Regions from separate parts of the Homo sapiens genome. Here region 1 is linked to region 2. Evidence: read pairs that join two places in POLR2A ChIA-PET (ENCODE). Cell type or tissue: HepG2. All regions are shown on one strand. Links, peaks and the distances in the headings refer to the core of each region. The heading gives the core; the rest is flanking DNA. Region 1 has its middle 19 kb from the start of HCG4B. Region 2 has its middle 13 kb from the start of HCG9.

Region 1 (16,763 bases), core at 7,385-9,884, 58 kb after region 2:
GCCAGCCTTCACTATGGGTCAGCCCATGCATGATAGGATGGGCACATGAATGGAACAACCACAGTGGCAGGTGTGAGGCTACATATGGGGCATTCCTTGTGGCTGGCAGCCCCTGGGGAGAGTAGCTGGTGATAGGGTTAGTGGAAGGAACAGCCATGGAAACACTGAATCTTTCCCTTGCCAAGTGGGTCCTTCAGGCAGATAATGGGCTAGGAGCACAACCTAGCCTGCAGACCAGGAATGTCAACAGCATCCAGAGAATGGTACTGGCTATGTCTGAGAGCAGGACAGAAAAACCCCCCTAGAATAGGTACCTAACCCTGTGAAGATGAACCTCTGGTCCTTCCAGGATGGAAGTAGGTAAATGTAGTCAACTTCTTAGTTAATGGCTAGTCACCTAAAGAAATAGTGCCCCACTAGGGCATATCATGGGCCTAAAATGCTGATGAGTTGGACATTCAGAGGTGGCAGCAGCTGGATCTGCCTTGGTAGGGGGAAGTCAGTGCTGCTGGCCCTCATGCCTGCCACTGTGGTTGCTCCATTCATGCACTCATCCTACCAGGCCTGGGCTGACCCATGGTGAAGGCTGGCTAACTTCCATTTGTCTGTTTGGTTGTTCAGTGCCACTTCAGACTTGGGTGTTTTCTGTGGGTGTAAACGTGGGATTCAAGCTCAACCCAGGTGGACCATTTTCACTTCATGATGAATGCTGTTGGGCTTGTGCAATTTATGATGTTGTGGGTCACAAAGGCACTTGGAACCACATAGTTGCCTGGTGTCCTGTGGTCAAGCTTTCTATCAAATCAGGACAAGGAACACTAAAAGTTGCTTCTAACAGGGGGCATATGTCTCTGCTGTGGATGATACGATCTTACTCCAGAATCCCAGGCCCTTCACTGTGACTCTTCCACTGGTGCTTGGTTCAGCTCCATCCTGCATCTTTCCCCACCACTGGCACCACCAGCCCCAGGGGGTCTGAGGGACGCTGGCTGCTCGCACCATGGCCTGGATCTGCTGCAGGGTCCTTTCCTGTGTAGGCCCTACTTGAAGCTGGCCTCCTCCTATATCACCTAGAGTGTTTGCCAAAGCACGTACCTAGATGTGGAATGTGGTGTTGTCAGAACTCAAAGAGGCTCATCAGGCAGTGTGCTTCCTTCCTTCTGGTGAGGATGCAAGATGAAACAGTTTGTCTTTTACCTTGGAGGGAACACACCTGCATTCCCCTAAACACTTGGCACTTGTTAACCCATAAAACTTCACTTCAGTGGCCACTCTTGAAGCTCTGTAAGGTTTATCTTCACATACTGGAGTGCGTGTGTTTTGCCAATGACTCCAGTGCACTTTCTACCTGCTGCTCATTCACCGCAGTCAACATGAAGTTGTCAGTGAAATGAGCTGATTTAATATCCTATAGAATATCCAGTATGTCTAGTATTGTCTTTAGACCATACTATATAGGGCAGGGGAGTTACAATAGCCCTGAGAAAAAACTATAAATAAATGTGTTGTGGATCCCACATGGATGTGAATCGCTCCATATCCCCTTTCTAATTGGAGTGGAAAGAAATGCACTCACCAAATCCATAGCTGCACGCTGTGTGCCCGAGGCTTTATTATTCTGCTCTGCAGTGATATCCAGACAACATAAAAGCTGCAATTATAATTCCTGCTTGGCCAGACCTGGAGTAATCTCATTCATTCTTTAGTCCTCATCAGGGTTCCTCAGGGACAGGTTGCTGGATTATGTAGAGACAATAGACAACCCCAACACCATCCCACATCCTTCAGCTCTCTAATGGTGGTGTGACTCCCACATTACTTTCAGTGTCTTCCTCAAGACACACCCTGGGACACACTATGATTTTTTTTTTTTTTTTTTGCCAGGATGTGGGCAGCGTCAGAGGTTTCCCTTTGGCTTTCAGCACAATGAGAGTCCTGACTCCACAGACTAGGGACCCAGTGTGGGGGTGACTCCACTTAACAGTGCATCAGTGTCAATTATGTACTCAGGGAATTGGAAGATAACCAGGGCTGGGTCTATGGAACCAGTAGTTCCATTGTGGGCTGTAATGTGTCCAGGTTTACTCCCTGACCTCCGTAAGCCCCACTGTGATGGGAGACATGATAGTGCTGTGGGCATCTGGGCATCAATGTCAGCTCTCACTCAGTGTCAATAATCTGACCAGTTCTGCATCTTTCCTTTCGCCAGTGTACAATCTCCTGAGTAAATGGCTATAGGTTCCTTTGCTGAAGGACTGAGGGAATTGTGCCAGCATTTACTTCCACGGGGTTGCAGGGTATTCCTCCTAGGGATATGGACTCCTCCTCTGTCACTGGGATCTGAATCTGAACTTTGGCTGAGGTCTAGGCATTGAGGATGGGATCATGACTTTGTATTGGGTCAAACACCTTCACCCTCCTGCTTCTCAATTCTTGCTTTCTTATCATAGATATCAAGCAGCGCCCTTGTTGGCTTCCTGTCCTAATCCTGGGACAACACCCTCTACTATCCTTCCCCACATTCCCTGCAGCTTGAGTCCTATTGGCTACTCCTTTTAGTTTGCCATAGTAACTCTGCCCTCTGGCTTTTTCAGGTCACTGCCACCATTTGGTCTTTGTGTCTTCAGGGCCACACTCTCCCCAGGGTTATTAATAAATGTAACTCTGGGTCATCTTTACTACCATCACATCCAGCCTGCAGAGGACAACACCCCGACACTTCTTAATGATGCAGGTCCCTCTCACCATCACGTTTCTGAGGCTCTGGTGGAAGGTGTTTCCTTTGGACTGTCTTGTGGAGCATGGTACTGGTGGGCCTTCACCATGCCCACTTCCCTCAGCCTTGTTATTCCATCCTGTGCAAGTTCCAGGGCAACTAAGTCACGTCTACCTTGTTGAGAGTTAGGCATCATTTTTTCTAGTCTATATGGATTCACCCCAGCGGTGGGTTTGGCCCCCCGCTTATCAAAGTCCTGGGGTGTTTGATAAACCCATGCCTTGAGAAAGTGCCTCCAAGCCAAAGGATTTTTATTCTTCCAGATTGAAATTCTGGTTCCTTGATCAAACACCCTCAAATTCCAATCCCAGAAGTGCTCCTCAGCCTCCTATGGGGACGTGCCAGCTAGTTCCTGCAAAGCTCTTCAGTGGGATTCCTGCTGTATCATGGGGGTGAGACTTCTGTAGCATCTTCCAGCATAGGAAGTGGGAACCATTACTAGAGAAGGGTGAGCCTCCTATGCATGCCCAGAGGATCCTGGAGGGCACCCATCGGATAACCCTGTTCCTGTTTGCAGAATCTCAGGTTTCCCCACCAGGGTCCTGACTTTCCTGTAACAGGCCTGCCTTGGCTGAGTGGCAAACCTCTCTGGAGCACTGTGGCCCTCATAATGATGTCTTCAGCTACCATTCCACGGTATCTGCCCTTTCGCTACAAGAGATAAAGACCTCTGCATGAGACACTGCAGAGGCTGTCACATGTAGCCAGTGACAGCTGTTAACAATCTGCAGATTCTCATGATACTTTCATAGGGCATCATTGCAGCTGAGCAGCAACCAGCCAACTCCACTGTCTTTGTAGGTTTCCCCCTAACCCCGTCATTATTGTGCAGGGCATTCTATCACCCCACCTGCCATAGCTTCCCCTAACCAGGGCATCCTCTCAGCTCAGCACGGGTGAGACCCATAGCAGCTCAGCTGCATCCTGTGCTATGGAATTTCTGTGTCTCCCACAACCCTGGTGGCATCCTCTTGGCCTGCCAGGCAGTGGGCAAGCTTTTTTCAAATTCTCATTTTTGCCTGTTTTCATGGATCACCCTTCATACTACTTGTGTTAGTTAGGGTCCCCTGAGGAGCAGACCCCAATACAGTATTCAATGTGCAAGGATTTATTGGAGGAAATAGTTATGAGAGAAATTCAGGACACAGACGGAAAATGCTGGGAATGTCATCAGACCACAAAGCAACTCTGAACCCCAGTGAGGTAAACAGTGCAGGAAGGTCAGCTGGAAGCATCCTAGACCCTGTGCAGGCTAACAGAAGTTCAGTAAGCGTGGCAGGAAGCCCTAGAGCTTCAGTCAGCCTTCAGAGAAGAAATGTTCCTGCCTTAGTTTCTGCCCTGCTTTCCTCAGTCATTGGCAGGAAAAGACAGGGGGCAGGTGTGGTCTCAGAGCAAATGTGGCAATAGGTTTCAGGATTCAAAAGTTGAGGCCACTATCAATTCTGCTTACTCTAGCTGAGGGGCTGGGATGTGCATTCTCATGACTGCCACAATGATCCAGTGGGGAGAGAGGAAAAAGGTTGATGATAAAGAGAAAAAAAGGTATTAATTGATGAACTGACACCTTTAAGTAGATGATAAGGGATGATGTTTGGGGCACCAGAAGAGGGATTGGCTCTGGCTGGGAGCAGAATGGTTTACCCACAACAGTCCCCGACATGGTAAAACACCTGACATGTGTTGCAGCTGCAAATGCATGAGCAGATGGTGATGGAATCTGTCTTCTAATGTGTTCAGTTTTCTCAGTGAGGTAGGAACCAAGGTTGTCAGCTGAGATAAGAATGGGGAAGGAGGGTTGGATGTGTGAGCACAGAGAGAAGGTGTGTAAGGGTCACCTAGGCCAGGAGGAGGCTGAGGGTGAGCCATGCAGGGAGAGGGTGATTGCTGGCCCTGGTGGGGGCTCCCCATGTGGTTTGGGTCATGAAGTTAGAGAAGACACCAACGATGAGGGACAGTGAGTAGATGGCAGAATCACTGGATTGGTATTCCCAGGGTGGGGGTCGAAGGATTGTTGGAATTGATGTGCTAAAGGGTGGACTTCAAGCCTGGAATGCAGGCACATATGCAATGAGTAGTCACTGATATTACCTCACAGCATATGATAAAGTGATAGAGTCTGTGTCCTCAGAGCCTGTGGCCACCTTGCATGGGATGAGTGGAAAGATGGCCAGAGAGTGGGAAGTGTGAAATTGAGAGTATGGAAGGGCTGGGGTCCTTGGGCATGATGAGGCCTAGGGGATGACAGGGGCATGAGATTCAGGCAGAGAGAGGAGAAGGTCATGGAGGAGAGGAGTTCCAGGATCTGAGAGTCCAGGGAGCAAGGGCATCTTCTCTGCTGTATAGGTGTCTATTGCTGCCATAAAAATTACCACAAACCAAGTGGCTTTAAACAGCACCTAATTATCATGTTACAGTCCTGTAGGTTGCAAGTCCGCACAGTCTTATGGGGCTAAGGTCAAGGTATGGGCAGGTCTGTGTTCCTTCCTGGGGACTCTGGGGAAGAATCCACTTCCAAGCTCATTCAGGTTCTTGTCTGAATTCACTTTCTTGCACATAGAACAGAGGTTTCCACTTCCTTGTTAAGAGCCACCCTTAGCTCCTAGAATCTTCTTTCAGCTACTCACACATGGTGCCTAAGGCACATCCAATCCTCCTGCTTGGAACGTCTGACCTCCCCTCTTCTATGTCTCCTCTGCCTTCCTCCTCTGCAGAATCTGACTCCAGCCAGGGCAGGTTCTCTGCTTTTAGTGGCTCATTTGATTTGATTGGGGCCACACAGATTGTCCAGGAGAATCTCCCTATTTTAAGGTCCTTAATCATCATTACATGAGTAAAGTCCCTTTTACCATGTAATGCAACCTGTTCACAGGTTCCAAGGACTAAGACTGGACCTCTTTCGGGACCATTACTCAACCCACCACATGTTGAAGTCATCAACAGTCAAGGAGACTGCTGGAGAGGGTGACAGTGAACCAAGAGCTACAAGAGTCAGGATTGAGAGGAAAGGCCAGGGGCCCACAGGGAATGGCTACAATGAGGGGAATGGGGGTCTAATCTGATGACAGCTTAGGGGTTTTAGGGAGGAGGGAGGCAGAAAGTTCTGAGAACCACAGTGAGGAGAAAGGACCCCACCTCACCTCTGAACCCAGGGGTACAAGTCCATGGGGGAAACTCCCCTATGTGGGAGGACTTTGGAGGGGGTCATGTCCTCAGGGAGACCAGGTTGCTGCTGGAGCTGTGAGGTGCAGGAACATCCTGAGGGAGGGTGTGGAGGTTTTGCTGATCATTGACTGAGATTCCAGGGGGTGCACTGGGAAGATTTCTGTGGTTCAGGAGGTTGGGGAGACAGAATAGTGGTGTTCAGAGCCTTGTGGGGATGTGAGTGCAGAGTATGTGGGGGACCCAGTGTCACTGACACAAACAGGGAAAGGACATGATGAGCTGAGTCCTGGTGGACTCGGCGCAGACAATGGTGCTGAGGCTGTGGGAGATGAGGGAGGAGGAGCAGGGGTGGCTCTCACCTGGGCTCTGTCCGTGGAGGTGAGGACAATGAGGTGGTTGTGTCTCAGTGCTGTGTGGAACTTGTTTTTGACCTCCTTATGAGTGGATGGTCTGTCTGAGATAGAACGGGTCTTAGAGGATTTACTCATTACCCTGAGAGAGGGGGCGTGTTCATTCCAGGTTTCAGGTCTGCCCTGACACCTTTCTTTGTGGCTTAGACCTCCCTACTGTAAATTATTGGGTGTTAGTCCATTCTGGAGTTCATAACTTAAAGCAGAAACTCAGATGGTTGAAATGTCATTTTCATGAAGGATTTTTATTAGAGTATCATTTAGATTGCCTTTGCAACCTCCCATGTGTTTTGTTTTTTTTTCTAAAAGGCTGCTAATCTTGTTTTAAATTTGCAATGTAGTTAATTTATCTTCACTGTTAATTAGTTGTGGGTTGTTTAACCTTATACCATATAGTTTTACATATCTATAACAACAGTAGTTTGGGCCTCTTGTATTCTAATAGTTAAGTCCTTAAGCTGTGTACACATTGCAATTCAAGTATGAGTCATGCATAACCGTAGCACTAAGAGACAAGAGGGAAATCCCTCTCTCCTAAAATTTTGCAAAAGTTCTGGGTTTTTTTTCCACTGAGTGGGAACAAGTCAGCTAATCATGAACATGAGGTCTTTGGCCTCATTTAAAGGTGCTTCAGAAGCACTGAGCCATAGGAAGGCCTCTTTGTCTAGGTCCAGGACCCTACACCATGGCAGAAGCCATCTTCCATCCCAGTGTGCAGTGATGTCCCAGATAGCGAATTGGTTAGCCACTTTTCAGTCTCAGGCAGTTTTGTTTTCCAAAACATGGGTTTTTATCTCAGGACCTTCTTGTCCCCAGATGATCAAAACCGGGGCCATCCACTCCCTTCTGAGCCACTTCTGCCTGGGGGGCCCGTGGCTGTGTCCTCCAGTCACAACAGAACATTCCTTCAGAACACCTGCAGGAAGACAACATCTTGTCATTGGCTCACACATGCACGGTGCATGCACAGAGCTTTGGTTCTAGTTCAGGAGGTGTGTGGGGAGGAGGCTCACTAGTCCAACAGAGCTTGGTACCAGTGTCGTATGCCAGGAGCCAAGGTTACAAGGATGCAAAGTTCCCAGACCTACCAGAGAAGGCAAACCCTTGCAGCATGCAGGGCTAGACAGGGGCAAGAAACAAGGTCATTCCGGGCCAGCAGGAAGAGAGAAAGGGAAACTACAGACGTACCTCAGAGACACTGCAGATTTGGTTTCAGACCATGGCAACAAACAAGTCACACAAATTTTTGTTTTTCCAGTGCATAGAAAAGTTATATTCACACTCTACTGTAGCCTATTAAGTGTATGATAGCATTATGTATAAAAGAACTATGTATATACCTTAATTTAAAATTACTCTATTGCTCAAAAATGCTAAGGATCATCTGAGGCTTCAGCTAATCTTAATCTTTTTGCTGGGGCACGGTCTTGCCTCAATGTTGATGATTGCTGGCTGATCAGGAGGGTGGTTGCTAAAGGCTCTTATGGCAACTTCTTAAAATAAGACAATGAAGTTTGCGGCATGGATTATAAAGGGGGAATCAGTACTTAAGTAAGGTCAATATAAGTTTTCAAGTTAGGTGGACCTGAATATGAACCCTCCAGGCCTTTCCACCAACTAGCTATAGAGCCTTGGACACATCTTGGCCATAGCTGGCCCCGACAGACACTCTCCCAGCGGGTGAGTGCTCAATGAACCCATCTGAGCCAGTTGCCTCACCCAACCAGTGATATAATTCCTTCCTTGCAGAAGAATAAGTGAAAAAAGGCACAGTGCCAAGAGAATCAGACACACGACCGGCGGAAGGCTGTGCCAGTGCTCTAAAGCAAGTTCTGCCTAAAGCGGCAGAAACATTTTTCACATTAGGAACAGGAGTTGTTTGGGATCCTGTCTGGGGCCAGGTTGAGAGCAGAGTAGGAGTGGGGGCCTGGGTAGGGCCAGGCACTGGAGTGAAGACAGGCCTGGAGAGAGCCTCCTGAAGGCTGCTGAGCGGCTCAGACAGCTCTTTGCCTCACCTGCCACAGTCCTCCCACTCCCCTGGCTCTCTCGGTGCTGTTTTCTTCACCTCCTCCTGCCCTCCTGGTCCCTGGCACCCCAGGGCTCATAAACATGCTGCTCCCAAAACTCCAAGGCAAGTATGGAAGGGCAGAACAGCTTCTGGGACAGTGGGAAGATGAGGCCACCCCCTAGGTGGCTCCAAGTGCTCGGGTGGAGGAGATGAAGGGATCAGTACAGTAGTCGGGGGAAATTCTCTCAATCCCACCCTGCACTACCCTCACCTCTGCAGCTTTTTGCCTATTTCCAACTCTCAGCTCCTTCCACCCCCACCCCAACCCAGCCCTCCGGGCTCCCTCTCTCCAGCCCTCCCTCTGCCCAGAGCAGCACAGTCCAGAGTCCTTGAACAGGAATTCCCCCTCATCTAACAGTTAATCATTTATTAGTGGGGACAGACACCTGGTCGTCTCTTTCCAGTGACCCCACATCCTCATTCAAGGCATCCAGATATAGCCCCTGAGCCAGGGATCTGTATCTGCCCTCCAGAGGCCTATGCCCAGGACAGGTTGCTCCCTGGGATTCTCAGTACAGGTGGACTTAAGCTAATGGGCTGGAAAAAGAGAAAACAACGTCGAATTCCTCACTTACCATGAGATCTTGCAACACAGGTTCCAAGGGCCTCAACCCCTCTACCCTGGCTGATGTTCCCTCCTCCACTCCCTCTGACCAGGGCCCTGAGCCCCCCACACAGCTGAGCTGGCCCAAGCCGAGGAGTTGCTTGCACAGCAGCTGGAGTTGGACCAGGCCCTCCTGGAAGGGAAGGAGTGGGTGGGGGCCCGGGCCCTGGTGCTCAAGATCCAAAAGCTAAAGAAACAGATGAGGAGGCACTGAGAGAGCCTGGGAGGAGAGAGCCTGGGAGGGGACAGCCAAGCTTCCCAGCAGTGCCCACAGCACCCTCCATGCCTGGAACTAATGTGCACCACCCCCCAGGAACCCCAGGATCAGAAACACCCCAGCATCTCCCAGGCCAGAGAAAGCAGAAGAGACCCCACAAAGGGCTGGCAATTGGCAGGTAGTGGGGGAGCCAGGGCTCTGCAGTCTTAGTCCCATCCCTCTTTGACCTCACAGCAGGGCACCAAGGCCTTGCAGGAATTTACCCTGGGCCATGCCCTAAAATAACCTCACCCCAAATAAAATAAAGGGAGAGAGCACCCACACATAATGCAGAGGCACTTGTGTTTCATTTTTAGTTATGTTAAAAATTCTGACAATCAGGAATGGGGGTTCAGGAGTGGTGCTGAGGCAGAGGACAGAAGCCAGGGGGTGGGGGAAGAGGATGTCAGGGGTGGGGTCAGTAGAGTCTCCTTCACCCCCAACCTGCAGTCTCCTCCTGAAGCGTGGTCACATGCCAGAATGGGCTAGTCCCCTACTGTGTCTGTTCAACTGAGGGGAAAATGTGGCATGGTGAGAATAAGGCATGAAAAGGAAAAAGTGAGGCAGGAACACACAGCACACATGCAGATGCTGGTGTACTGTGTGGATTTAGAGGACAGACTTGGGAGTGGGGAAAGAGATGTAATATGATGAAAGAAAACAGATACCCCACATAACAGTCAGAAAAACATCCCAACACAGCATCAAAGACCAGGGTGCATGAACCAGCCAAGTGTCCATTATGCATCAGGTGCCCATGACAGGATTGAAGACAAACATATTAAGGAACTAGGAAGACCTAAAGGGCTTCATGACATCAGCACTCACTGTGGAGGAGATGTCTGTCTCATCAGGCAGCTCACTATCACTCACCTCAAAGCGATGCTGCCCATACTGAGGATTCTGGCATTATTGTCACCTGACACAAATGTGATGGTCAAGCCCTGTGCCACCTGGAAGGGGATAGAGGGTAGGATAGGACTAGAAGACCCAAAGAGGGAAGACTCCCAGAGGGAAGGATGAGGATGTAAAGTGTGAAAAGATACAGAAAGTAAGGAGGTGGGAGAGTGGGTGTCCCTCTGGGTGTGGGGCTTAACTGCTGCAGGTAGGTCTCAGAATCCTCATGCATGTCGTAGGTAAAGGCAATGCTCATCTGCTCCATGTCCATGGCTCAGCCAAATAAGTTGGTAGTCAACAAATTGATCTTATCTTTTGGGGTCATTCTCCAGCAAGTGCAGAACAGTAAAAAAATGTAGTCACCTGAGGTGCATATCTTGGCTTCCTGGCCAGTTTTCCCAAGGCCTCCACTGCCACCATGCACCCTGGGTGCCCTCCACACTCTCCAAGTGTCCTGATGTGTGTGAGGAGTTAAGGGCAGGAAGAACTATTGGATCGTGGATTTAGGTGCCTTTTTCCACCTCTGCAGGTGGCAAGGTGTGGATTCATAAGCTGGCATTGAAGTGAGCTCTGTCCTTTGTGAATAGTTGTTTGGTCACCCACAGTCATGGCTGAGCCCTGAGAATAAGAGAAACTTGTCTAGAAAAAGAAATTGTGCTGACTCTTAAATAAACATTTCTGGTCTGTGTTTTATTTCAAGTGTCTGGGAAGGGATAGAGTGTGAGGTTCAGGAGAGAAGGAGAGGTCTGTCTTGATGCTTTGACACAGCACCAAGAAATTTCCCCTCCTCCCCCACATCGCCCCGCCAGTTCTCAGTGAGGGACAGATTCACAGCAGTACTGAAAGGGCTGGGAAGAGATGGGGAGACATCTGGGGCCAATGTTCAGGGGTTGACCCTGTGGGAGGACACCTGCCTTCAGAGTTAGAGCCCACATGTGATGACGTAGAGATGAAGGGTGATATCAGGGAGGTGATGAAGAGTGCTTTGGGGTTTCCTGATTATGAAGAGCAGAGGTCAGTCTGCTTCCTGGGTGAAGTGACTGCTGGGGAGATTGGATCGAATTAATGAAGAATAAATAAACGGGGAATGAGGATAAGCAAGCATCAGCATCTCCCACCATCAGTTCAGACTGAGGGGAGTTTGGATTGAATTAATGAAGAATAAATAAACGGGGAATGAGGATAAGCAAGCATCAGCATCTCCCGCCATCAGTTCAGACTGACTGGGGAGGTGGGATAGTTATTGACTCTGTTGCGTGGTTCCCCCTAACTTCCTGGTCTTGGGGCACAGATGGGTGGTGCTGTTCCTGGTCAGGGCAGCCTCAGCTCCACCCAGGTAAGGCAGTGGTGGCAGAGAGAGTTAGAGGAGCACCTGTGAAACCGACCAAGGCAGGGATGGGAGCCCTCTGTGCAGCAGGAGTGGATGCAGGACCTGCCTGGAAGCAAGAGGATGAGGGAACCTAGTTGGGTCCTGTTCCCTGCCTGCCTGTGTTCACAGGGTAACCAGTAAGGGAGCTGGGGTAGGGAATTCTTTCATAGGTTATCTAGCCAGAGATATGTTTATAGACATATTCTTTCATGTTTATATTCAGGTTTGTTGTCACATAGACATTTATCCATGCGTGTTTTATGTTTGTTACTTTAGAATGGCTCAGTCACAAAAGCTTAATCTCTTCATTCCTGCTGCCTCTCTACACACACATACACACACATTCACACACATGCTATGCAAACATGTCTACCTGTATCTATAAAGAGAGATGTTATTTTATTTTTAAATTTTTAAATTCGTATATATTTATGGGGCACAGGTGCAGTTTTGCTACATTGCTATATTGAGTTGTGGTAAAGTCAGGGCCTTCAGTGCATCCAGCACTGGAGACAGATACATTGACCCCAACAAGAAACTCCTCTACGATACACCCACTGCCAACCACTCTTACCCTTCTGGGTCTCTATTGTCTATCATTCCACACGCTGCTTTCATGCATATAAAGAGATATTAATCAGATATATCAGAGTGATAACTTGAATTTTACTGCACTATTCTTTCAGCTTCTTTGCACATTTGAAAATATATACAATTATAAGTTGGAAGAATGAGGGAAAAAAAAGAGCGAGAGAGAGTGCTGAATCTGAATAGGCTAGGGGTTGGGTCTCACTAGGAACCATAATTGATCTCTGCCATTTTGAAAGTATGGCCCCCTGAGCTGCCTTCAGAGAGTCCTGGAGGGAAACCTGTTTTCACAGTAATACCAAGATGCCATTTGCCTGTTTCATTATGTTGACTTTTCCATTAATGCTGCAAATGCCAAGGTCGGTAGCACACCCAGCACCTTAGCAGAACCAAGGCAGTGGCTCCAAACTGCAGTCCCATTTAAGAATGCCTTTGATGGAGCAGTAAAATATTTATGTTCATTAAATTTTGATCCTTGAGTACATGTCTTTAATATTCTTTGTGAGAAAATGGGAGATATGCAAAGAGAAGCAGGATAGTAGTCTTGAGAAAGGGCACTTGTGTAGACTCAGTTATGAGTTCAACCAGCAGATCTCCTTCACCCACTGAAAGACAATTGCATTATTTCCAGTTTATGGAAGTAATTATGAATAATTACTTCCAGGAGTATTATGAATAAAGCTGCAAGAGTATTTGTATACAGGTTTTTCATGAACATAAAGTTTTCCCTTGTTTGAAATAAATGCCTAGGAGGGCAATTGCTAGTCATATGGTAAATTGCATGTTCAGTTTGAAGAAAACTGCAATATCCATTTCCAGAGTGGCTGTACCATTTTAAAATCCATTCCTACCAGCAATATGAATGATCCAGTTTCTCTGTAACCTTGCCAGCATCTGTTGCTACCTTTATTTTGTATTTCAGCCATTCTCATCACTGCAGTTTTCATTTGTATTTTCCTACTGGATAGTGATGTTGAGTGTCTTTTCATCTGCTTGTTAGCCTGGTGTTTATCCTCTTCAGTGAAACGTCTGTTCATGTCTTGCTCATTGCCTATTGTTTATTTGGATTTCATTTTTACTGTTGAGTTTTTACATTTCTTCATATATTGTGAATGCAAGTCTTTATTGAATATGTGGTTTGCAAATATCTTCTCTCATTCTGTAGCTTGTCTTTTTATGCTCTTCATAGGTCTCTCACAGAGCAACAGTTTTAATTTTGAAAAGATCCAGTTTAGTAACTTTTTCTTTTACGGATCATACTTTTGGTGTTATGTGTAAGAACTCTTTGTCTAGTCTTAGTTCTGATGGCTTTTTGTTAAAAGATTTGTAATTTTAATTTTTTAATGTATTTGTTATTTATTTAAAAAAAAATCTTGCCTAGGCTGGCCTTGAACTCCTGGGCTCAAGGGATCCTCCCACTCAGTCTCCTGAGTAGGTGAGAGTACAGGCCTGTGACACCACACCTGGCTCAATGTTTGTAATTTTAACTGTGTGTTTTACATTAAAGCCTGTGATTCATTTTGAGGTTTTTTTTTTTTTTTTTGTATAAAGCGTGAGGTTTGGGCTCAGCTTATTTTTTTTCCACTGTGGTTGTCCAGTTGCTCCAGCACCGTTTGTTGGGAAAGCTCTCCTTCCTTCATTGAATTGTTTTTGTGCTTTTGTAAATGTCAGTTGAGCATATTTGTGTGTTTTGCTCATTTTCAGTTGAGTTGCTCATCTTCTTACATTGAGTTTAAGAACTTGCCACATTATTCTGGAAACATGTTTTTCAACACAAATGTAATTTGTGATAAATTGTGAAATATTTTCTCCCTGTCTATAGCTTGTCTTCTCATTCTCTCAATGTCTTTTGGAGCACTCAAGTTTTAAATTTTAACTAAGCCCAATTTCTCTCTCTCTTTTTTTTATTTGTAGATCATGCTTTTGGTATTTTAACTAAGAATCTTTTGCCTAACTACCCAAAGTAACAAAAATTTTCTCCTGTATTTTCTTTTAGAAATTTTATAGTTTTAACTCATAAATTTTAGCTGTTTAGGTCTCTAATTTGTTTGAGCTGATATTTTATATGGTGTTAAATGTAACATTGTGTTACCTATGCAACTTCATTGAAAATCAACTGACAAAAAAAGTAAGAATATCTTTCTAGATTCTCACTTCTGTTCATTGATCTCTGTGTCTCTCAGTTTCACACTGTCTGGATTATTGTAGTTTCATATGACATTCCATTTTTTTTTCCAAATTTGTGTTGGCCCTTCTGCATCCTCTGCATTTTCATATACATTTTTAGGATTATTTTGTCAATTTTCTTTTCTTTTTTTCTTTTCTTTTTTTTTTTTTTTTTTTTTGAGACGGAGTCTCGCTCTGTCACCCAGGCTGGAGTGCAGTGGCACGATCTCCGCTCACTGCAACTTCTGCCTACCGGGTTCATGCCATTTTTCTGCCTCAGCCTCCCGAGGAGCCTGCCACCACGCCCGGCTAATTTTTTGTATTTTTAGTAGAGACGGGGTTTCACCGTGTTAGCCAGGATGGTCTGGATCTCCTGATCTCATGATCCGCCCGCCTCAGCCTCCCAAAGTGCTGGGATTACCGGCATGAGCCACCGCGCCCGGCCTATTTTGTCAATTTTCTATAAAATCCCTGCTGGGATTTTGATAGGGATTGTGTTGAACCTATAGATCTACTGGGGGAGAACTGCCATCTTAACAGTATTATCGAGCTTTCCAACTCGCATCTCTCCATTTATTTAGACCTTTAATTTCTCTGAGGAATGTTTTTTTATTTTCAGTGAACAAACACTGCTGTCTTCCTAAATTTATTCCTATTTCGCTCTTCTGGTAACTACTGTGATAGGAAAGTTGAGATTTTCATTGCTTCTATAGAGAAATATGTTAATAATTAATTTTTATATTGATTTGATATCCTATGGGCCCTTCTGGATTCATTTATTAGTGCTAGCCAGTTTTTATCTGCTTGTGAATTCTACAGACAGGGTCATGTTATCTGTGAATAGAATTGTATGTTTTCCTTTTTATCTGGATGCCTTTAATTTTTAATTTTCTGCCTTATTGCACTGGCTACAATCTCCAGTATAATATTAAATAAAAGTGGTGGGATTGGACATCCTTGCATTGATCCCCATCTTAGGAGAAAAGCATTCAGTCTTCAGTCTTTCTTCATTAAGTTTGATTTTAGCTGTGGGTTTTTTATAGACGCCCTTTATCAGAGTGAAGAAGGTCTCCTCCATTCCTATTTTGTTGAAACTTATGAACATGAGTGATGTTAACATTTTTGTCAACTGTTTCTCCTGCATCTTTTGAGATAATTATGTCTTTTTTTCCATTAATACAGTGCATTCCATGAACTGATTTTCAAATGTTAATCCAACCATATGTTCCTGGGATGAATCCCATTGGTCATGGAGTGTAATCCTTTTTTATGTGGCTTTGTATTATCTGCCAATGTTTGTTAAGGATGTTTTCATTTATGTTTATTGGTGACACTGGTGTATGGCACTCTTTTCCTGTGAGTCTTGCTGTGACTTTGATATGAGGGTAATGCCAGTTCTGTAAATGGGCTGGAAAGTCTTCCCTCCTCTCTTCTTGTCTGAAAGAGCTTTCAAAATATTTGATAGAATTCACCAGTGAAGATATCTGGGCTTTGGCATTTCTTTTTGAGAAGGTTTTTCAATTTCTGACTTAGTTCACAGTTCTCTTCAGGTTTTCCAGTTAATTTGGGTCAGTTTTGGCAATTTCTATCTCTGCACGAATTGGTCCTTTTTATCCAAGTGGTCTAACTTATTGGCTTCAGGTTTTTCAGAGTATTCACTTATAATGTTTTTTAACTTCCTAAGGGTCATTAGTGATAATCTCTCTTTTGTTCACAATTTTGGTAATTTATCTTATTTCTCATAATCTCTTTTTTCACTGTTGGTCAAGAAAACAGACAGAGGCAGCAGATGGAGATGTGACAGATTCTCTAGTGGGAAGGCTTTGATCATAATACCTGGCAAGCCAGAATGATGCCAGCAACCCCAAAGGAGCTGCCAATGGATCTTGACAGGAAAATCACTGACTCTGGATTGGGCTATGCTCAACCAGGGGTAGATGTCAATGCTTCAAGGGCTATACAAGAACCAGAAAAGAAGAGATTGCACCAATTTGGACTGCCGAGTCACACTTCTTTACACAAGAAAACACACTTTACAGCCTCAAATGGCCAACAATGCAGAGGGACATGTCCTCCTCAGGGGAAAATTTGATAGAAAATTGAAATGGTCAATTGAAACATTGTTTGTCTAAAAACTGCCAATCTAATTGTTGGGCAATATAAACATGAAGGACTGGCTTTTATATCTTCATGAATGTGCTCGCTGTCAACATGAGTGGGGCTGCAAGAATAACTCCACTAGGTAGCATCCTCTCTTTTACCTGATGGATCAGGACGATGCTGTTATGACGATACATACAATTCTTCTGAAGAGGAGAGGATGCTGGAATAAAGACTACACTTCACCTCAAATTTATTTTTTCATATGTTATGCCATAGTACCAGGAATAGGGATGTAAATAAAAGTGCCAGAAACAGGAATTATCCCTAAGCCAAAAACCATAACTATATTTTTATACCTTTATGT
Region 2 (11,005 bases), core at 183-2,682:
ACACAATTCCCACACACTTGTTTAGCCAGGGCATACATTTCTATACACCCATAATTCTTTAGTATTTCATCACACATGTCCTGGGGACCCCAATGACTTCCCTTATGCAATATAGACATTAGATTTTTTTTTTCTTTTTTTAGACAGAATCTCGCTCTGTCACCCAGGCTGGAGTGCAGTGGCACGATCTCGGCTCACTGCAAGCTCCACCTCTTGGGTTCATGCCATTCTCCTGCCTCAGCCTCCCGAGTAGCTGGAACTACAGGCACCCACAACCACGCCCCGGCTACTTTTTTGTATTTTTAGTAGAGACAGGGTTTCACTGTGTTAGCCAGGATGGTTTTGATCTCCTGACCTTGTGATCTACCCGCCTCCGCCTCCCAAAGTGCTGGGATTACAGGCATGAGCCACCGCACCCGGCCAACATTAGATTTTTTATTATGGGTTTGTTTATTATTTCTCTCCCATCAGGGAGCACTCACCTTCCATTCTTAGTTTAAGTGGCTCCTATCTTGCCTAGCTTTTCCTCCTCTTTTGAAAATTGGGGTTTTAATATCACCTTAGGGATATCTGGGCTAAACAGTTTAAATTTTTCCTCCAGGGAGACTTGCTTAGCAGCCTTATCCACAAGCCTGTTCCCTACAGCTTCTATAGTGTTTCTTTTCTGATGGCCATTTACATGAACTATGGCTGTCTCTGCTGGAAACAGGAGGCTTTCTAAAACTTGTTCCCCATGTACCAATTATTTTGCCCTGCTATTTTCTAGGCCCTGCTCTGTCCAGATTTTTTCAAAGGTGTGTACTACTTTATAGGCATATTTGGAATTAGTATATATAGTGTCTTCTTGATCTTCTAGGAGCTTTAGGGTTTGGTTAAAAGCATAAAATTTACAGGTTTGGGCTGACCAGTTATTGAGTAATTTAACTTTTTCACATAAGGATTGTTTGTTTTTGTTCATGACAGCACAGCCATTGTGTCTTTTACCATTTATTACTCAGGATGACCCATTCATAAACAACCTCATCCCATTATGTAGTAGAGTTCCTTTAAGGTTTGGTACTAACTTTAGTTTGATACTCTGTGATATCTAAACAGTTATACTCTGACGCCTTCTTATTCTCCTCTCCTTTTCATAAGAAACTGGCTGGTGTTAGTTTAGTCACCTCCCGAGGGCCCATTGACCCCAGGAGGTCTTGGGGAGGCAAGGGACTGATCAGCTGGCATCCCAGAGTGCCCTTGGCCGGGCCCTGCTGGGTTTGGCTTTGGGCCAAGAGCTGCTGGTTTGAAGATCTGCCAGCCTATGGAGCCTTCCCTGATGGGTACTCTCATTAGAAAAGGCATTTCTGGCTCCGCCCTCCCTTCCTGTTTTTTTTTTTTTTTTGTGCTTCAAAGGCACCGTTCCTCTCCGTGGCAGGCCTAGAGGTGCACTGTTTGTGTTTCAAGCAACCCCCACTGGTGACCCAGCAACTGTAAAGGGTCTCCAGTTTGTCCAGCCCTGGGAGGGGACTTAGTGGCTTTTCCTCCTCCTGGGCTGCAAGGATCCTCCCCTGGCCCAGCCCGACTCTGGGAAACAGAACTTTTACACATTCCACCTTAAAGCATTTTGGCAGACTTTTCCCCAGCACGAGCTCTCTCTACTTCAGGGATTGCAAACTGGCATCCTCTTTTGCCTGTTTTGGGTTTTTAAGTTATTTGAACAGAATATCAGCATTTTAAAATTATATTTTACATAAAAAGTCAGAATTTTGTCCTCTGACAAAGCAGACAATCTGAAAACACAGTGCCAGCACTGTAAGAAGAGCTGAGCAGCCGCCACAGTTCCCACCCAGCCCTGCAGCCCTCCTTTTTATTATTTGCTGGCCCTGTAGTCATTTGAGTTTACAGCCCTAGTACTGATTTTCCTTATGTAGCGACCCCAGCCCTTCTGCTGCCTTACTGACAGCTAACTGCCCCTGGTGGCCTTCCAGCCTCTCACTAAAACAACAACAAAACCTTAATGTTATCTTATTCATTTACTCTTCCATAACTTGAATCCTTTTGACCACCTCCTGATAAACAGCCATCTAGTTTTTGCTGTAGGCAACCCATTACACCTCAGGCAGCCTGATCCTAAACTCTCCTCCACATCCCTTTCTCACTTGCATCCATCCCCCAGTTCCCGGGTTTTGTCGTTCCTCAGTGGCCACGCACTGCATGCACCCTTCCCCTGCACCTCCTTGTTGCTTAAGTCCCCAGAAACTTCCCCCAGCCCTGCCAACCTCTCAGCATTCTCTCACTTTGTCTTGTACTCTTTTTTCCTTTTACATTATTTGTCTCCCCAGTTTTACCTTCTGTGTTTCTCTTTGATCTCTGTCTCTTTTAGTCTCTCTTGCTAATTTTCCTCTTCTATTCTCTCTCTGCCATCCCATTTCCTTTCTGTCTCACACTCAGCTTCTTCCTCTTTCTCTGGGCATGAGCCGAGCCGTGCTGTGCCCTGGCTCCCCTTGTCTGTCTGCAAAAACAGGCAGCTCTGCGGAAATGACTCAGCAGTAACCTTTATCAACAGCTTTTAGAAGCCAGCTGCCACACACAGCTGTGCCGCTGGCTCTCTCTTCCTTCAGGTATAGCAGCTTAACTCTCTCTCTCTCTCTTTCTCTCACACACACACACAAACTTTCTGAGCTTCCCTCAGTATTTCCTTAATTGGTTTTTTATTCCATCCGTTAATCTTTTGCAGTTTCTTAGTAATATTACATCAGCTTTTAGTTACAAAATTAACCTTTAAAAGGCCTTGCCCTACTGGGTCCTCTGGATTTAATCCTGAATATTTTTTCACTTGATCCCTGAGCCTCTGCAGAAATGCAGAGGGAGTCTCCTCTTCTTGTTGTTGGATCTTGAATGCTTTGGGGACGTTTTGTGTCCTATGAGTGGACTGCATAATCCCTCTAATTATTAGCTCCCTATGGTCTTGCATTTGGACCCGATCCCTGGGGTCATTATTATCCCATCCAGGATCTGCATTTGGGAATTTCTGCTTAGCTGGCAGGACTCCTTACCCAGGAGGATGCTGCTGTCTCTCCCAAATGATTATGGCTGCCCTTCTAATTATTCCCGTCTTTTTCCCAGTAAACAGAATATTCATGATTGAATTATCTCAGCCCAAGTATAAAAATTTGGTTCTAAAAATTGATCTAGCTGTTCTGCTAAACTGAGGGGATCTTCCGAGAGTGGCCTCATTTCCTTTTTAAAATTCCTAACCTCAGTACTTGTTAAAGGCACACTTACAAATCCAATTTATTATTATTATCATTATTATACTTTAAACTCTGGGATACACGTGCAGAACATGCAGGTTTGTTACATAGGTATACATGTGCCATGGTGGTTTGCTGCACCCATCAACTCATCATCTACATTAGGTATTTCTCCTAATGCTATCCCTCCCCTAGCCCCCTACCCTCAGACAGGCCCCAGTGTGTGATGTTCCCCTCCCTGTGTCCATGTGTTCTCATTGTTCAACTCCCATTTGAGTGAGAACATGCAGTGTTTGGTTTTCTGTTCTTGTGGGTCTTTCTCTGAGAGACCCAGAGAACACGTAGCTGATGGTTTCCTGAGAATGATGGTTTCCAGCTTCATCCATGTCCCTGCAAAGGACATGAACTCATCCTTTTTATGGCTGCATAGTATTCCATGGTGTATATGTGCCACATTTTCTTTATTCAGTCTATCATTGATGGGCATTTGGATTGGTTCCAAGTCTTTGCTATTGTGAACAGTGCCGCAATAAACATATGTGTGTATGTATCTTTATAGTAAAATGTTTATAATCCTTTGGGTATATATCCAGTAGTGGGATTGTGGGATTGCTGGGTCAAATGGTATTTCTGGTTCTAGATCCTTGAGGAATTGCCACATTATCTTCCACGATGGTTGAACTAATTTACACTCCGACCAACAGTGTAAAAGCGTTCCTATTTCTCCACATCCTCTCCAGCATCTGTTGTTTCCTGACTTTTTAATGATCGCCATTCTAATTGGTGTGAGATGGTATCTCATTGTGGTTTTGATTTGCATTTCTCTAATGATAAGTGACTATGGGCCTTTTTTCATATGTTTGTTGACTACATAAATGTCTTCTTTTGAGAAGTGTCTTTTCATATCCGTCGCCCACTTTTTGATGGAGTTGTTTGTTTTTTTCATGTAAATTAAGTTCTTTGTAGATTCTGGATATTAGCCCTTTGTCAGATGGACAGATTGCAAAAATTTTCTCCCATTCCATAGGTGGCCTGTTCACTCTGATGATAGTTTCTTTTGCTGTGCAGAAGCTCTTGAGTTTAATTAGATCCCATTAGTCAATTCTGGCTTTCGTTGCCATTGCTTTTTGTGTTTTAGTCATGAAGTCTTCGCCCATGCCTATGTCCTGAATGGTATTGCCTAGGTTTTCTTCTAGGGTTTTTACAGTTTTAGGTCTTATGTTTAAGTCTTTAATCCATCTTGAGTTGATTTTTGTATAAGGTGTAAGGAGGGGGTCCAGTTTCAGTTTTCTGCATATGGCTAGCCAGTTTTCCCAACACCATTTATTAAATCGGGAATCCTTTCCCCATTGCTTGTTTTTATCAGGTTTGTCCTTCCTTACATTGTTCTAATTCTTTCCTCAAGTTTGGATAAGGATTTAAGGGAGCATTGGGTTTAGCTCCTTCATGACCTCCCAAATCCTTTTCCTCCGACCTTCCTTTTGCCCCCTGATCTCCCTGTCCTCTACTTTGTGAGATGTATAGGGTGTAGGGCAAGCGTGTTAGGGGATCCCAGGGCTTTTCACTGGGTGAGGGCTCTTTACTATGCTCTTTTTATTTCTCTTTAAGGGGGAACACGGGGCTTAATTCACTAATCCAACAAACAGCATAACCCATCTCCTCTTGTGAAGATGGGGTTTTATCATTCACATAGAGAATTAAAGCTTGGCATATACAGTCCTTATTTGAGCTAAACTTAGGCCAAAGGACTGAAGGCTGACAAATGGGCTTTTTAGGCCAGATAAAACAGCAAGCAATACATTATTATTTTTTGTTTTTCCTTATTTCAGGTTTTCTAGTTATTTTTGAGTCAGTTTTGGCAATTTCTATCTTTGTATGAATCTGTCCATTTTATCTAAGTGGTCTAACTTATTGACTTCAGGTTTTTCAGAGTCTTCACTTATAATGCTTTTGAATTTCTAAAGGGTCACTAGTGATAATCTCTCTTTTGTTCACAATTTTGGTAATTTATCTCATTTCTTATCATCTCTGTTTTGACTGTTGGTCAAGAAAACAGACAGAGGCAGCAGATGGCTATGTGATTCTCTAGTGGGAAGGCTTTGATCATACATGGCTGGCAAGCCAGACTGATGGCAGCAACCCCAAAGGAGCTGCCAAGGGATCTTGACAGGAAAGTCACTGACTCTGGATTGGGCTATGCTCAACCAGGGGAAGAGGTCAATGCTTCAAGGGCTATGAAATCACCAGAAAAAAAGAGATTGCACCAATGTGGACTGCTGAGTCCCATTTCTTTACGCAAGAAAACACACTTTACAGCCTCAAATGGCTAACAATGCACAGGGAGATGTCCTCCTCAGAAGAAAACTTTGATAGAAAATTGAAATGGTCAGTTGAAGCATTGTTTGTCTAAAAACTGGCAATATAGTTGTTGGGCAATATAAACATGAAGGACTGGCTTTTACATCTTCATGAATGTGCTCACTGTCCACATGGGTGGGGCTGCAAGAGTGACTCCTCTAGATAGCTTCCTCTCTTTTACCTGATGGATCAGGATGATGCTGTTATGACTATACATACAATTCTTCTGAAGGGGAGAGGATGCTGGAATAATGACTACGCTTCACCTCAAATTTCTTTTTTCATATGTGATGCAGTGGTACCAGGAATAGGGATGAAAATCAAAGTGCCAGAAACAGGAATTATCTTTAAGCCAAAAACCATAACTATATATTTACATCTTTATATAAGAATTCTCAAGCAACTCAAAGATGGTGCTATGCCTTCATTTCATCTGGCAAAGTCAGGATTAACAGTAAATAGAGCTATATAGCCTGGTGGTCAGATGGCCCCCACTAGTTCCTTACCTACATAACCTACCCTCTATGACCAAGAGTAGACCGAGGGAAGGCATGCTAGAATACTATTGCTGCCTGCAGTCTAGGTCAGCACAGCAGACAAACCTGATGTCACCTCTAAAACTGGAAAAGACTGATATAAAGGGACAGAAGGAGGAATAATGGCTGAGGGTAAGTGACTAAATCAAAGGGTTATATAATGAGGAAAATTCAATATTAGCTTAACTCCTCAAAAGTGCTGTGAGCAAGAGAAGATATTGTCTCTTAGGTCAATTATACTGGGTGCCTAAAAGAGTGAAGCCATATGTCCTTGAGACCATTCTTGTTTTTGGAGCCTGGTAAGGTTGAGTGGTGTCTGCAAACCTGAGTGACTTCATTCTGGGAGACATATTCATACGAGAGGATGGTGAACTGTTCTAATTTTGAATGACTGAATGAGACTCTGATAATACGCCAATACCTCTTTACTTTTATAATCCTTTTCCTATAAAAGATATGTGGTCAAAGAAAAGCGGGTAATCTGAGGTATAACAAAAACATTTAGTCTTTGTCCCTGGTTTCTCCTAAAAACCTTAGAATCTCTTGAGTGATAAGAGTTAGAATATTGATGAGAGGACTCATGGCTGAGCGGACCCTGGATATCTTGAGAATGGGGGCTGAATGCCAGAGACACATACCTGTGATGAGAGCGCTGTCTTATTCCATTTTGTGTTGCTATAAAGAAATGTCAGAGACTGACTAATTTATATAAACAAGGTTCATGTGGCTTGGGATTCTGATGTCTGGAAATGTTTGAGCATTTGGTGAGGGCCTCAGGCTGCTCCCACTCATGGCAGAAGGCAAAGGGGAGCTGGTATGTGCAGAGATCACACGGTAAGAGAGGAACAGAGAGCTTAGGAAGTTGCCAGGCTCTTTTTAACAACTGTCTCTCTTGGAAACTAAAAGAGTAACAATTCATTCACTTGCGAGAGAGGACAGGATCTCTTTATTCATAAAAGATTGGCCCCCATGACCCAAACAGCACCCATTAGGCCCCACGTCCAACACTGGGGGTCAGATTTTAACATGAGGTATCGGGGGTAAATATTTATATCATTACATTCTGTCCCTAGCCAGCCAGAGCTCATGTTTTTCTCCCATTGCAAAATATGATAATTTCCCAATTGTCCCAAATGTGCTAGGTTGTTCCAGCATCAACTCAAAATTCCAAAGTCTCATCTGAGACTCAAGGTAAGTCCCTATAGCTGTGAGCCTGTAAAGTTTTAAAAAGGTTATTTACTTCTAAAATATTAATACAAGAGTGGAAGAGACATTTCTTATACATTTCCATTCTAAAAGGAATAAATGGGCCAAAAGAAATGAATGCAGTGTCCTCACAAAGCTGAAACTCATCATGGAAGATGTTAAAATTTAAAGCTCTAAAATAATCTCCTTTGACCCTATATCTTGAATCCTGAGCACACTGGTTCAAGTGGTGGGCTCACAATGCCATTTGCAGCCCCACATCCTTGGGTTTGCTGAACATAACCCATATAGCTGCTCTCATGGGTGAAAATTGAATACCTATGGATTTTCCAAGCTGAGCTTGCACATTGCCAGTGGCTCCACCATTTAGTAGTCCTGATAGGGGTCCTGCTCCTGCAGCTCCACTGGGAATTGTCCTGGATATTAAATTTCCCCTTTAAATATCAGTTCCAGTTTCAGATCATTTTTTTGCTCACACATATGTGCATAGACTATTACAACAGGAAGCCAAATCTTGAATGCTATGCTGCTTAGAAATTTCTTCTATCAGATACCCTTAATCATCACCCTCATGTTCAAAGTTCCACAGATCCCTAAGGAGGGGGCAGAATGCCTCCAAGTTCTTTGCCAATGCATAACAAAAGTGACCTTTTCTCTAGGTCCCAGTAAGTTCCTCATCTCCATCTGAGACCTCATCAGCCTGGGCTCTATTGTCTATATCACTATCAGCATTTTGGTCACAACAATTTAACAAACCTCTAGGAAGTTGCAAGTTTTCCCCCATTTTCTTGTCTTCTAAACTCTCCAAACTCTTCCAACCTCTACCTGTTACCCAGTTCCAAAGACATTTTCACATTTTCAGCTACGTTTATTGCAGTACCCAACTTCTGGTACCGATTTTCTGAATTATTCATTCTCAACTGTTATAAAGAAATACCTGAGACTGGGTAATTTATAAAGACAGAAGGTTTAAATTGGCTCATGGTTCTGCAGGCTATATGAAAGTATGATTCTGGCATCTGCTCAACTTATGAGAGGACCTCAGGAAATTTTCAATCATGCTGGAAGGTTAAGGGGAAGTAGGCATGACTTACAAGCCTGGAGTAGGAGGGAGAGAGAGCAGGGAGGTACCACACACTTTTAAACACCAGACGTTGTGAGAACTATCACAAGAACAGCACCAAAGAGATGGTCCTAAACTATTCATGAAGGATCCATCCTCATGAGCCAATCACCTCCCTGAGGTGCCACCTCCAACCTTAGTGATTACAAGTGAACATGAGATTTGGGTGGAGACACAGATCCAAACAATATCAGGGGTGATGGTGGACATGAGGGTGGGCTGGTCTCCCCACTTCTCACATGATACCAGGGATGTAGACACATTCAGACACCTTGGCAGAAAGAGAAGACAGAGGCCCTTGAAGTCACAAAGGGGAGGCATGAACAAATCTTGCATCTCAGTCCCTCACAAGGCAGTCTTAGAAAAAAAATAGTCATGAACAAATTCAGATCAGTCATAGTAAGTTGTGACACTGAACAGCCCACCACACCCTGAAAAATTCCAAATCAAAGAATCTCCAGAGCCTAGTTGTGTCCCCTATGCCCCAACTCCTCCTTCCCTTCAGGCCCCCTAAGTTGTCATTTTACAAGCCTTGAGAGACACATCAGAGCCCTGGGTACTGTCCCTGTTTCGGGTGGAACAAAAACAAAATCTGGTCAGAGCCCACAGATGATGTGACTAAAGGAGGAATTTTGGGGTGGTGAGCTCCCCCATGGGCTCCTGTCTACACTATCCCAAGGATCTCAGGGATCACTCTTCCCACCCCTACCACACTTGCATGAAGCCTTAGCATAGCTGCCTCCTTTTCCATCTGTGGAAAGAAAATAAACTGTGAAAGGCCAGGGAGGAAGCAGGGTCATGAGATCCCAGAGGAGTGTCCAGAACTGTGACTGCAGACCCAGGTCAGAATCAGGAAACCCTAGGTAAGAGGATGTGTTGAAACTGGACTAATTGTCCTAGTGAGGTCTGTCCTCTGCGGGTACCTTCCCCTGACCTGTGACTGCTGGGAGTCAGGTTCCCATGACTCCAATGAAGGTGATAAATTTGTCCTTCATTTTCACAAGTTCTTTACAAAAGAGTAAGTGTTGATAGACAGAGATGGTGCCTCATGACTAGGCAGGATACAAGCCAACTCCCATCTGGGGCTGGGAATCCACCAATGGAAGAAGAAAACTCGGAGCTCACCCCTTTCCTACCTGGGCTCTTATTCTTCACATCACAGCAGTGACCACAGCTCTGGTGAAAACAGCACCAAGAACAACCAGGACAGTAACGATGCCCATGATGGGGCTGGTGGGCTGGGAAGACAGCTGTAAGAAAGGAGGGGAACGTGAGGGGCCCTGACCATCAGGCCTCAAACCCTGACCTTGCTGAAGGGCTCCAGAAGGGCTCCTAGTTCCCGTGAGAAGAGACATGACCCCTCATCCCCTTCCTTACCCATCTCAGGGTGAGGGGCTCTGGCAGCCCATCGTGCTGCACATGGCATGTGTATCTCTGCTCCTCTCCAGAAGACACCACCACAGCTGCCCACTTCTGGAAGGTTCTGTACCCTGCAGGTGTGGTCTCCACAACCTCTGCATCCTACATTTGGTCCTGTCCATCCCACTACTGGGTCAGTGTGATCTCCACAGGGTAGAAGCCCAGAGCCCAGCACCTCAGGGTGGCCTCATGGTCAGAGATGGGGTGGTGGGTCATGTGAGTCTTTGGGGTTCTGAGGGGAAGAGTCAGAAAATTCAGGCACTTTGCATTCCTCATGGGACATTCCACCTCATGGGACCATCCTGAAAATTGACGGGACACCTGAAGTGGGGAAGGGAGCAACTCAGACACCAGTCTAGACACAGGCACCTGGGGCAATCTTCTATTCCTTAGAAAGTTTTAGTGTCTGAGGCCGGAACAGAGATTTCTGGTCCTGACCTGAGCGGAGGCCGAGGTCAAAAAAGCTGGAATCAGACCCACAAATACACATTGAGTGTGAGGCAGAGAACAAGGCCTGAGAGGAAAATTCCTGGTGCCCAAGGCTGCTGTGGGGACAAAGGGGACCGCGGATCAGTATTTCAGGGATTGTCTTCCCCTCCTTTCCCTCAGAGACTACATCCTTTAACTGTCCCAGAGTGCAGGGCAGGCCCTCAGTCACTCTCTAGTATAGGATCTGAAAACCCGGGAGGACTCTTCCTCCTCACAAGAGGGAGAGGGATATTTTAGCGTTGGTCCCATTTTCCTTCCCTTCTTTTGGAATGTGACTCAAGGAGATCTGCAGGAGATCAGGGAGGCACCCCGTGGCCACTGGTACCTGGGCACTGCAGCCTCTCCTTCCCATTCTTAAGGACTTTGCTGAGCCACTCCGCCCACCTTCCCTGCAGGTAGGTTTTGAGCAGCTCTGCCTGTTCCTCCGCCAGGGCATCTGAGCCGCCTTGTCCGCTGCAGTCCAAGAGCGCAGTTCCTGGTTTCGGACGAGGTAACTGGCGCCGTGATAGGGTATGTTCATACCCACTGAGGAGACTGCAGTCCGAGTCCACGTCGCAGCTGTGTACCCATTGAAGGGTGTGAGACCCATTCCCAGCGACTGCGGTCAGCCCAGGCCGCTGAGCCCCGCCTCAGCCTCGACG

Evidence for each region. Peaks named below come from ENCODE experiments on the same cell type or tissue, not always from the same donor. Only the 100,000 strongest peaks of a DNase experiment are listed, where the experiment ranks them.
Region 1: POLR2A ChIA-PET joins it to region 2 with 15 read pairs; 3 of 35 experiments call an interaction of 5 or more read pairs at or near these places.

What each region holds. Positions count from the first base shown.
Region 1 is chr6:29,900,254-29,917,016 of GRCh38, reverse strand. It overlaps the pseudogene DDX39BP1, the pseudogene MCCD1P1 and the pseudogene LOC353008. Among named protein-coding and RNA genes, the nearest start is that of HCG4B, 19 kb to the left of the region's middle. In HepG2, for the core only: no CTCF peak of the experiment used is centred there; a DNase peak (open chromatin) is centred at 8,776; H3K4me3 peaks cover 362 bases.
Region 2 is chr6:29,956,541-29,967,545 of GRCh38, reverse strand. It overlaps the pseudogene HLA-W. Among named protein-coding and RNA genes, the nearest start is that of HCG9, 13 kb to the left of the region's middle. RefSeq lists enhancers at 2,176-2,471, 2,451-2,595 and a cis regulatory region at 2,518-2,528. In HepG2, for the core only: no CTCF peak of the experiment used is centred there; DNase peaks (open chromatin) are centred at 965, 1,385 and 2,525; H3K4me3 peaks cover 1,624 bases.